Linked DNA regions of Homo sapiens: all the other regions are linked to region 1. The links are chromatin contacts, found by Hi-C or POLR2A ChIA-PET in ENCODE. All regions are on one chromosome and are shown on one strand. Each heading gives the region's core, a stretch centred on a gene start or an enhancer-like site at or near the end of the contact. The rest is flanking DNA. Distances are from core to core; before and after follow the strand shown.

Region 1 (3,258 bases), core at 300-2,799:
ATGTGGGTCATGCCAGAGAATGACAGTCTCACTTTTATTTATCATACTATTGATATTTAGGTCTGAGGTAAGTTGGGTTTCCTGTTACATGTGCCAGCATGGTTGAAATACAAATGTAAAACCTTGGGGTATGATAGGAAAATCAAGTGTGACCATATTTAGGAATATTTGAACCTATTCATTGTCGATCAATGGATGGAGTCCATCAAAATACCTACTTGCCTGAGTTCTGTCATCCTCTTGTTTCCTAAATATATTTATCTCCTGGTCTGAAAATATTAAAAATTACAGTGATGGTAGAGAGGAAAGAAGAGAGGCATGCCTCTTTTCAGATCATTTGAGATTAAGCGAAAACTTGGACATTATAAAAATTTATTTACTATGTAGCTTTATTTGACAAAAGCATCTTTCACATTATCAATCATGAATTATAAATTTGATTCTTCATGCTTACGAGCAGATATAGTACTACTGTAAAATCTAGTAGGAACAATATAGTAACCATGGAGTGAAAGACTCAATTTTTAGGTCCTTTAGGTAGCTCTTTAAGTACTTAGGTTTTTAAGTGCAAAATCATTTTTATTAACTATGTTACTGTATTAGAATGATATATAGTGAGATAAAGACAAATTTGAAGATTGAGGGATGTCAGTACGCTTTGACGTATAAGTTGACTCCTATGAAAGTGATTAGTTTGGCTTTCCCTCTGTAGCTTTCTCACCTCCACATCTCAAGGATAAATAAAGTACAACCAGGCGTTTTCCATTTTTTCCCCCAGTTCTCAGTGGAGTATATAGCACACAGTTGGTGTTTAGCAAGTGTGGAAAAAAGGATTACTTAATAACTTTATAATGAGTGTTATATTTTTCTGGTAAGAATACCAGCTATAAAAATAGAACCTTGTCATTTAGAAATCAGTATACAAAGTGCACTTGGTTCGGCCTGGCATTAGTGATGAAGACTTGCTTACTCAAATCGACTACTTTCGGTAGGAACCACTGTGGACCAGATCCTTGCGTCAGTCCACATTCATTTTAGTTGCAGTGTAGACCGCAGCACATATCTTGTGTTTCAACATCACTCTAATTTAAGCAGCCCCTAAAGCTGGAGCTATTCTCACCAAGCATCTGGAGGTATTTGTTAATTCTGACCTTTTCATAAATGAGTGATTTGTGTCTTGCTTTTGCTTAGAACTTTACTTCTGAAAATAAGAGCTATTTAATTCAACATTTCCCAAACTTCCTTGACCATAGAATTTTTTTTTCTTTCCTAGTATCACAGCTTCCTATTGAACTCTAGCATGGGAAATACTACATTAAATCATTAGCTCATAATGACCTAGAGTTTATAGCATAAATCTTACTTTTCCCTTTCTGACAACTCTTTAGCTATTTGAAAGAAGCTCTCAAGCGTCTGACTCATCTCCAAACAAAATAGCTCTAGTCTGTTCATTCCTTCCTCCAAATATCTCCCATTTTGTCAGTGTCATTCTTGAAATTCATCTGCCAAGTATATACTGTGTACTGAGTAATACATGCCAAGTCATGTGCTGTCCTCAGGGGATGGAGTAGTTTAGGTTTTCATAATGCCAATATTGGATGCATAGTCTGGCTGCTCCGTAGTGCCATAATCTGACAGATCACATCCAGGGTGAGATTTAGTGAAAGGGCTGGGAATTAACCATAAGTTCTGTTTATGAAACATCCATCCAAATATAAAAACTCAGGCAAATTGTCAATGGATTGGAGAAAACCTCAATTCATAGGTATGAGTAAGTAGGAATTCAAGGGGAATATTTGCTCTCAGGGAGTTGCCATAAAACTAGCCAAGAGAGCCATGGAGCTGAAATATGGTATTCTGTTATCAGTCACCAAGATCCCCAGATAGAATGCGGCTGAGGTCAAGCAGAGAGGGACTGGCCTCACAAATGGGTGGTTTTCTGTGGTACTGGCACATACAGCAGGTATTTCTGATCTCTAGCTGTACTTGTTTGGGACTTGATGACTTTGTCTTTTTGTGTTGCCTAGTGCATATTTTCCAAGTAAGGTACGCTGTAGAAAGCTCACATCTGTAAGGTGGGTTTTGATACTCTTGTTACTCAAAACTGTTAGTTTTTAGCTTTCTTTTACAAAGACAGTCACTCATTGACCTAGAAACTGTCTGACCCCAACGATTTTGTAAAAGCCAAGAGAAATTTGTTATCTCCTGACTACCAGTCTTTTTTCTGCATATGCCATCTCAACCATGTCTTCCTGAAGAGTTTGGTCATGCTCACTACCTGTATTTCCATGGCTCCTTTTGTCATTGTTTTGAAATTCATTATAATGTAATATGAAATGTCAACTTACCCTGATGTTTCTTGTACTGTATCGATGCTGATATTCAGTGAAGTATGACAGAGCAAGTTATTGATGACATCTGAAGGTATCACCAGGTCTTGGAGCCAACTTTAAAAAGTGAGGGAGCAATTAAGTAAAAACTAAGTAATTTTTGTTTCTTATTTATTTTTTTTTTGAGACTGAGTGTCACACTGTCGCCCAGGCTGGAGTGCAGTTGCGCAATCTTGACTCACTGCAATCTCTACCTCCCTGGTTCAAGCGATTCTCCTGCCTCAGCCTCCCTAGTAGCTGGGATTACAGGCACCCCCTACATCCAGCTAATTATTTTATTTTATTTTTAGTAGAGGCAAGTTTTCACCATGTTGGCCAGGCTGGTCTCGAACTCCTGACCTTGTAATCTGCCTGCCTCAGCCTCCCAAAGTGCTGGGATTACAGGCATGAGCCACGGCACCCGGCCAAAACTAAGTAATTTGTGGACTGGATAGTGCATGCGATATTGGAGCAAAAAAATAGAAATGCCTGATGGGTTGCGATTGTCAGTAATCCAACTCAGATATACGGTGGACATCTTTAATTCTGGGCAGAACATTTAGAACATCTCAATAAAACCAGCTCTAACTGCTAATTCTATGATAGGCATATTGTCCTAGATTTTATAGAATTCCACGATTCATCTGTTTATTCAAACATTTGTTGAGCAAATAGAGTAGTGGAAGTTCTAGGAAGAACAAGACATGGTCTGTTGATCTTAAGGGACCTTCTCTTCTTACTAGAGAAGACAAAAATAACTGTACAACATAATACTTGGAAATTGCAATGAGAAAGGCGCAAATAAAGCACTATGAGGAAATAGAGCCGAGAGACCTGTTTACTTTGAGTTACCTTTGATACCTTGCTTGGCCTCTCAGCAGCATTTGAC
Region 2 (3,565 bases), core at 1,000-3,499, 590 kb after region 1:
CTTCTTTGTTCCCTTCCTAACTTCCACCTTGGTGTATTCTTCCATATGGCTTCATATGCTTCAAATAAAAGCCCATTGTCCATCTGACAAGTCACTTTTCTCCTGTCTTTTATATTCCTCCTCATGAGTCACATCCCTTGGAAGCCCATCTTCCTTTCAGAGTGTCTTTCTTTCTAAACCACTTCAGATCCTGAAATGATGAAGATAATCACAACAATGCCACATTTTCCTGACTTCTTTGTCACGTAAATGGTCTCAGAAAACTTCCTTTCCAAAATTTTCCATTCTTTTCCTTTTATGACGTCTTTTGAGGGACTGTTGTGATGAACAAAAGCACATTTATTTATAAAATACATGGACGAGTCAGAAGGAGCCTGTAATATATCAGAACACAGATGCAGTGAGAAAGACCCAGAATAAGCTTGCCCACTGCTGAGGGGAGAGAGACCCACTGCAGATTTCCACCTAACTGAAGACAGAGCAGATAGCAAAGCCACCAAGAGCACTACCTCTGGAATACACAGATCTGGGTTTGAGTCCCAGTTTCAACATTTTCTAGCATGTTAATCCTGCAAAGCCTCAGATTCCACTTCTATAAAATGGGAATCATAATATGACTCATGGCCTTGTTTGGAGGTTTAGTTCAGACAATATACGTGAAATGCCCAGCAAGGTGCCTGCTATACACACTGAATGTTCAATAAGTGGGAATTATGATTATTAGATGCAGAAAGAGCATCCAGGGGATAGGTAGAGGTTTAGGGAGGCAGACAGTGGCACACAACCCAACACAAAGTACTAGGCATGAGAAACAGAGGGAGGCGGTTCTCCACTCACCGGGAGGACAACCAAGTGGCCAGGAGGAATCCTGGGAACAGGCAGGTTACTGGGAGTGACTCAGGCATCCCTGGGTAGGGGCCAGGTCTTACAAGGCAGAAACCCATAAATCAAGAAGTTGAGATCTTGGCCAGATGAGTTTTAGGGATGCCTTAATACTGAGTTCTTTCTGAGTCAGGCCAGGTTTGGTTTCAAGACTAGGAAGGGCTGGTAGGTCTCAGTAGTCAGCTGTGTAGCCCCTTTTCTTATAAGTCTAACAGAACTATTTCTTTATTGCACATGGTAAACATGCAAACAGGAAATTATCCTAAAAGGAATCACTGAGAGATGGCAGTTCAAATTTTCTCCAAGGTAGTTGTGTTTGAAAAAGACTCTTTCCTCAGACCTAATGTTCTTAGGTATTAATATCCTGCTCTACCTAACAACATCCAGGACTTTCTTTCCTTTGTATCTTGTTTGCCTGAGCAACACTCTGCAAACCTTCCTTCTGGATCTGCCTGCTGGTTTTACCCCCCAGTCCAAGAGTTTAAGGCTGTTCCCTTACATTAGATTTAATTCAATTACTCTTTTTTTCTGATTCGGAAACATCAATATAAAAAACTAATATAATTTATGTCTCTTCAAGTGTAATTATTTCTATTAATGTGATGGAGAAGCAACATCTTTTTAAAATACACATATTTAGTATACCGAGTTTTCAAGAGCTTAGTTTTGGTGGCAAATAAATGAATACCAAGTCATAATGTATATTTTTTAAATTTGATATGTGTGTAGCTACATCAAAACAATATTTGATTAAACTATACTCTGGAATATAAACTGACTTGTGGTGAGTTAATATATTAATGAGGTGTTTTGAAGACTTCTTATGCCATATAGATGTTGTATTAGTTGATTCCTGATTGTCTTGAATTTTGCAACAGGCATCTAATCTGTTGGTGGTTGTTGTTGTTGTTTTATAGCCTCCAAAAAACCTCTTCTACCAGGCCCTTCCTGGACACATTGGTCACTCCATAAATACTGTGGATAGATTAGCAAAACTTGAACTGTATATCCATAATGATTCACTTTTTTATTTTGCATCAATTTACTGGCAAAATTTGAGGGATTATCAACTTGGCTTTTACAAATAACAGGGAATAGCCAAGTTGATAGGGGAAGTGCTGAAAAATCCATGAAACAGACCGGGACTAGGTAAGGGCAGAGAAGGAATGAGGGATTTTGCTGGCCCAAAAGGCTCAGGTGTTTCTCTACAACTGCATATGGGGCAGACAAGTTGTCCAGGCACTCAATAGCTGTCATCTACAGACTTAAGAGTAGAAAGTTTGTTTTCAGGAAGTGGCTAGTGGAATTTCCCAACTGCAGACAGATAATCTAGAAGGTGGGGCAACTGAAGAGTTGCTAATAGCCTCTGACTATGTTAGGGAGTGTCTATAAATCAGGCCATTCTTCAGAAGGGGGCATTGGGGGCGGGTCCTAAGTAGCATCTCAGGATTGCTGAGAGATTCACAAGGCTGGAGGGAGACTAGAGATACCTACAAAAGAAACTTTAGTTCTTAAAACCCACCACCCTTTCTCCCTTTCATGCTGGGATAAAGGGAGAAAGAAATGACCCAAAGACAAAAAGAATGCAATTCAAGAACAGGTTGATGGCATCTACAAAATGGAAAGAAGAGATAGCTTCTTCTAGCATCTCTTTATTCTAATCTTTTTTAATGCCTCCACTATTTATTTATTTATTTATTTTATTTTTTTTGAGACAGAGTCTCACTCTGTTGTCCAGGCTGGAGTGCAGTGGCACGATCTCAGCTCACCGTAACCTCCGCCTCCTGGGTTCAAGCGACTCTCCCGCCTCAACCTCCCAAGTAGCTGGGATTACAGGCATGTGCCCATGCTTGGCTAATTTTTGTATTTCTAGTAGAGACGGGGTTTCACCATGTTTGGCCAGGCTGGTCTTGAATTCCGCACCTCAGGTGATCTGCCTGCCTCAGCCTCCCAAAGTGCTGGGGTTACAGGCATAAGCCACCATGCCCGGCCTATGCCTCCTCTTCTTATGCTTGGAAGTGAAGGTGAGCACATTTTAAACCCTTGGTACACCTTATTTGTTGAACTTACTGCTGATGCTCCAGGGTTCCTGAATCCCCAACTTTCCCAGCACCAGCTGCTGAACTCTCCAGGGCTTCTGCGCACAAAGCCTGTTCCCAGGAAGTGGGAGAGCCCTCTCCTTGGAAGAGAAGCCTCCCAGTACTGGCCAGAGGGGAATTTTGAATACTGAAGTAGACAAAACCAAATGAATGACATGCTTTCTCAAAGAATGAAGAAAAATAAAATAGAAAATAAAAAAGTGTCTGTTCCTTTTCTCCTCTAAATGAAACTGTAATTAAACTATTTCTGGGATGTTGAGGTTTTATTCCACTGCTCTTTCCCCTATTCTGTACTCGTACAAGTCAAGGCGGTATGAAATTTACCCATAGAACAAGCTTCACAAAGTGAAAAGATGTGTTAGGATTCCACTACCGGATAAATTCCCCCTACAGGCCCTGAAATCTGCATACTTGCAGCCTAAATGACATTGGAATGGGAGATCTTTGAATATTGATTTCTAGCTCCTAAGGGTATCAGACCTTCCAAAAAATATCTCCCAGGTGAATCATCTTAGTGGACTTTTGCCCTTGACACTGAATTTTCTCCTGCTCCTTTCCCTCCCACAAATATAATCCCATCAAAG
Region 3 (3,588 bases), core at 475-2,974, 720 kb after region 1:
TGAAAAAGTGAAGCAATTACTTAACCACTGGGGGAAAAATGAAATCATATCCCTATTTCAAACTTGACATCAAAACTAATTCCAGGAGTTTGAAGAGTTGAATATAAAAACAGCTCATATCTACCATATGTTGGGCAATTTCTACGTGCCAAGTATATTCATAGAATGGGAGAGTTCCCCAATCCCCTTGGAGAAATTGCAATAAGGGTGTGGCTCATTTGCTCGGGTCACCATGCACTGAAATGCCTTATGGGAGGGGTAGCATGCAGACGGGCAGGTGCAGGAGTCAGGGCAAGCGTTTTTGGGCTCTGGCCCCATGGTAGCATCTAAGGGTGTGTTACAATTAATATTCTTTTAGCAGTTGCCATCCACGGACAGCTGAGTGTTAAACCAGCTTAGCGGAGGGTCAGGGTGACAGCCTTTTACACCCTGCCCTCTGCCCTCTTGGTACTCGACTCCTTATCCAGCATCCAGAAAGAATCAGGTCACATGGACTTGAAGAATGGTGAATGTGAGGATTTTACTGAGTGATGGGGGTGGCTCTCAGTGGGATGGATGGGGAGCTGGAAAGGGGATGGAGTGGGAAGATAATCCTCCCCTGGAGTTTGGCTGTCCTGTGACCAATCTCCTCTCTGTTCCCAGCCGAACTCCTCTCGACATTCAGACGCTCTTTCTGTTCTTTCCTTCTCTGCTGTGCCACTCTGCCACTGTTTTGCTCCTTTGCTCTTCTGCTTGTGGAGCCTGGGGTTTGGGGTTTATATAGGTACAGGATGGGGGGGTGTGGCAGGCCAAAAGGCAACATTTGGACACAAAAACAGGAATGCCCATTCCCATTTAGGGCCACAGGTTTCCAGGCTTGAGGGTGGTGCCTTTGCCGAGGAACCACCCTCTTCTACCCAGTATTTCCCTGCCTCCTGTCCATGTCATTCATATATATTCTCATGTTATTCTTCCAAGAAATTTGTGATAGAGGTATTATTATCCACATTTTAACAAAGAGGAATATTAGTTCTTTTCCTAAATTTGCACATTAAAAAAGAAAAATCTACACATAAAAGAGAAATAATACACAGCAATGTGTTAACCTTGATTTGGATGAATAAGAGTCTAAGTGTTTTGAGATTTTTCTTCTGTAATTATTTATATGCACTGGGTTTTTCTATAATGAACATGCTTTCTTTTTAAAAAAAATTTTAAGATTATGCGAAAATAAAGGAAGGAATTTTTATCGGGGACAGGAACAAGTCAGTAGGAAGTATGGCTCACACAGCACAACACACAAACCCAGGTTAATATAAACTATGTTCTGATAATTGCATCTAATTACAAGGGAGAGCTAAGCACTAATAATGTTTAAGGTGGACGTTTTTAAAATAACAATTAGCAATTACAAAGGAGAAATTTGGCAACATTTGAGAAATGACTGAATGGAATAAATATAACATTTCTTAAAAGGTGATTTTATAATTACTAATTACTTTTGCTCCAATTTCAATCTACTTGGAAAAAAAAAAAAAGATGGGCAGTCCTGAAGCCACAGGACTGCTGTAGTTGTCCAGGCAAAGAGTAACCAGAACCTGAATTGGGGGATAGGAAGGAAGGGGCAGAGATCAGAAAAGTTAAGAAGGAAGTGAATAAGACTGGTGATTCATTAGCAATAAAGAACAATGGGCAGAGAAAAGCCAGAGTGTGATGTAAGAGACAAAAACAACATTGGCTAGTCTTGGTTTTGCCACAATCCAGTTGTAGATCCTCAGGACAGATATTTAATGCTCTCTTAGCTTTGTTTTCCTCATCCCTACAATGAATGTGTTCCTCTATAACTTCTCAGGTCCCTCCAAGATCTAACGTTTTGAGGCTGAGTGACCAGAATGATGAAGGTAACATGAACAGAAGTCCCACAGAGGAACCTGATCCCAATTTCTGGGATTTAGATGATTCTGTTGAAGCTGTTTGACCTTGGACAAATTACTTAACCCTTCTGTGTGTCCATTTCCATTATAAAATGGTAATAATAATAATAATACTGCCTACCTCGTAGAGTTGTCCTACATAAACCTATAGGGGGGTGCCTAGCATATCATTAAGTCTCAACAGATGTGAACAACCAACAAAAATGCCATCTGTTCTTAAAACTGATCACAACTATGCCTCACGGTTTCATCAGAGAGACTCTCTAGACAACAAAACTTTTGTCATAAAATCCAACTTTTATGACATCCCCTCATATATATTATAGGAGCAGATGTTGGATGTTTATAGAAATGTGACATGTAGGATTTTGAGTAGCTGAGTCACTAGACTTTCAGAGTTGAAGCCTTCAGATACTACGTCCTAGAGTGAGTGCTCGTTGTCACGTCCACTCTTCCTAGCCCAGCACCATCACATCCTAATATTTGTCATAGGTATTACCCCAAAGCAACAGAACATGAAGATCTGAGTCATTATGAAAAAATAAGTGTTGATCCAGCTGCCGTAACTGTCAGAAACAAACCACTCTGAGCACAACGGATGCCAGTGCACCAGATTGTGAGGGTGTGTGACTGACCTCCCAGTCAGTCCTTGGCTCCGTTGCCGTCACTTAAAGGATTTGCAACAAGAACATGGCGATATGGCACATTTATGCACGTATGTGCTTCCCTCCCTGCCCAAGCCTGTTCTCACCTGAATCTCATAATAGGGATGGCAGTTCAAATAACGTCTGCCAACCAAAAAAAAAAAAAATAGTAATTATTTGCCTGGGACTCCAGGAGGAAAACTAAGTACAAGAGTGTCAAACTTCAGGGGAGAGGATACCAGTGAAGAAACATTATTAGAACATATGTCTTGACACTAAAATTATAGGAAACATCTATGCAAAAGATGCAGAGAAATTTTTGCTATTATCATTTAAGATTCCATTGAGTGAATTTTGTAAAACTTGTGATTTCAGAGCCAACTTTCAATTTCAACTCACATAAAGCTGCATGAATCAGGCACTCTCTAGGTCACCATCTAGAACAATGCTAAGGGTACTTTCCAGTGTAAAGTCAGGGTAATTCTCTTCTATCCAGTTCCCTCAACTTCACTTTAATGGCCACCAAAATTGCTGGTATGGAAATTCCTATAATGTAAGGGGAAAATGGCGGTTAAATGATTATTCCTTTGTTTCTCTCTATAGTGGTAAAAATATTTTTGTTTTATCTCTGGCTTAACATTTTTTTCATCTTTGTCAACATTATATACTGACTAGGCAGAATGTTTATATCAAACCTTAGAGTCTCTGGTTTGCAGGTTCATAAATGAAGAAAGTGACTCTGTTTGTTTTTCCTGATCACCTGAACACAAAACAGCCCTATCAGCCTCAGGAGCTAAAACCCAACTATCATGAGCTCATCCCTTACACCTTGAACATTTGATCTTGTAACACATTGCAAGTTCTCATCATCTATCCTTTTGTCTACAGGCATTAGTAGAGATGATCTGTAGTTTTGGTTTTTTCCTTTTTTTTTTTTTTTTCTGCTGACAAAGCTGTGGAGAGGAGGGTGGGTGTTGAAGAAGCTGCTGAAGAAGCACTAGCAGTTTGTCCTTAAACTCAAAAATTTCAGT

What was found. Hi-C counts contacts between places; a loop is a spot of excess contacts on that map. ChIA-PET counts read pairs that join two places held with the same protein, here RNA polymerase II (POLR2A). Pooled maps may share reads with other maps.
Region 2: a loop to region 1 is called in a pooled map, with 3 times the contacts of the local background. The contact joins two enhancer-like sites. A Hi-C loop is called at or near these places in 1 of 168 maps with a recorded cell type or tissue (mammary epithelial cell), 1 of 37 single-sample maps with no recorded cell type and 3 of 50 pooled maps. POLR2A ChIA-PET finds 5 or more read pairs at or near these places in 2 of 52 experiments (MCF 10A and activated CD8-positive, alpha-beta memory T cell).
Region 3: a map with no recorded cell type shows a loop between it and region 1 (9-fold over the local background). The contact joins two enhancer-like sites. A Hi-C loop is called at or near these places in 7 of 37 single-sample maps with no recorded cell type and 4 of 50 pooled maps. POLR2A ChIA-PET finds 5 or more read pairs at or near these places in 2 of 52 experiments (A549 and T-cell).

What each region holds. Positions count from the first base shown.
Region 1 is chr6:106,180,427-106,183,684 of GRCh38, reverse strand. No RefSeq gene overlaps it. Among named protein-coding and RNA genes, the nearest start is that of PRDM1, 96 kb to the right of the region's middle. RefSeq lists a silencer at 1,051-1,100. Within about 2 kb of position 1,549, at least 3 of the 41 ENCODE cell types and tissues checked have a DNase peak (open chromatin) inside an H3K27ac peak, as active enhancers do; they include mammary epithelial cell, where a contact is called at or near this core.
Region 2 is chr6:105,589,880-105,593,444 of GRCh38, reverse strand. No RefSeq gene overlaps it. Among named protein-coding and RNA genes, the nearest start is that of LINC02836, 41 kb to the left of the region's middle. RefSeq lists an enhancer at 2,350-2,399. Within about 2 kb of position 2,249, at least 3 of the 41 ENCODE cell types and tissues checked have a DNase peak (open chromatin) inside an H3K27ac peak, as active enhancers do; they include mammary epithelial cell, where a contact is called at or near this core.
Region 3 is chr6:105,458,152-105,461,739 of GRCh38, reverse strand. The region is part of intron 1 of LOC105377921 (a long non-coding RNA gene); the gene reads right to left. Among named protein-coding and RNA genes, the nearest start is that of PREP, 57 kb to the right of the region's middle. RefSeq lists enhancers at 2,194-2,253, 2,264-2,533. Within about 2 kb of position 1,724, at least 5 of the 41 ENCODE cell types and tissues checked have a DNase peak (open chromatin) inside an H3K27ac peak, as active enhancers do.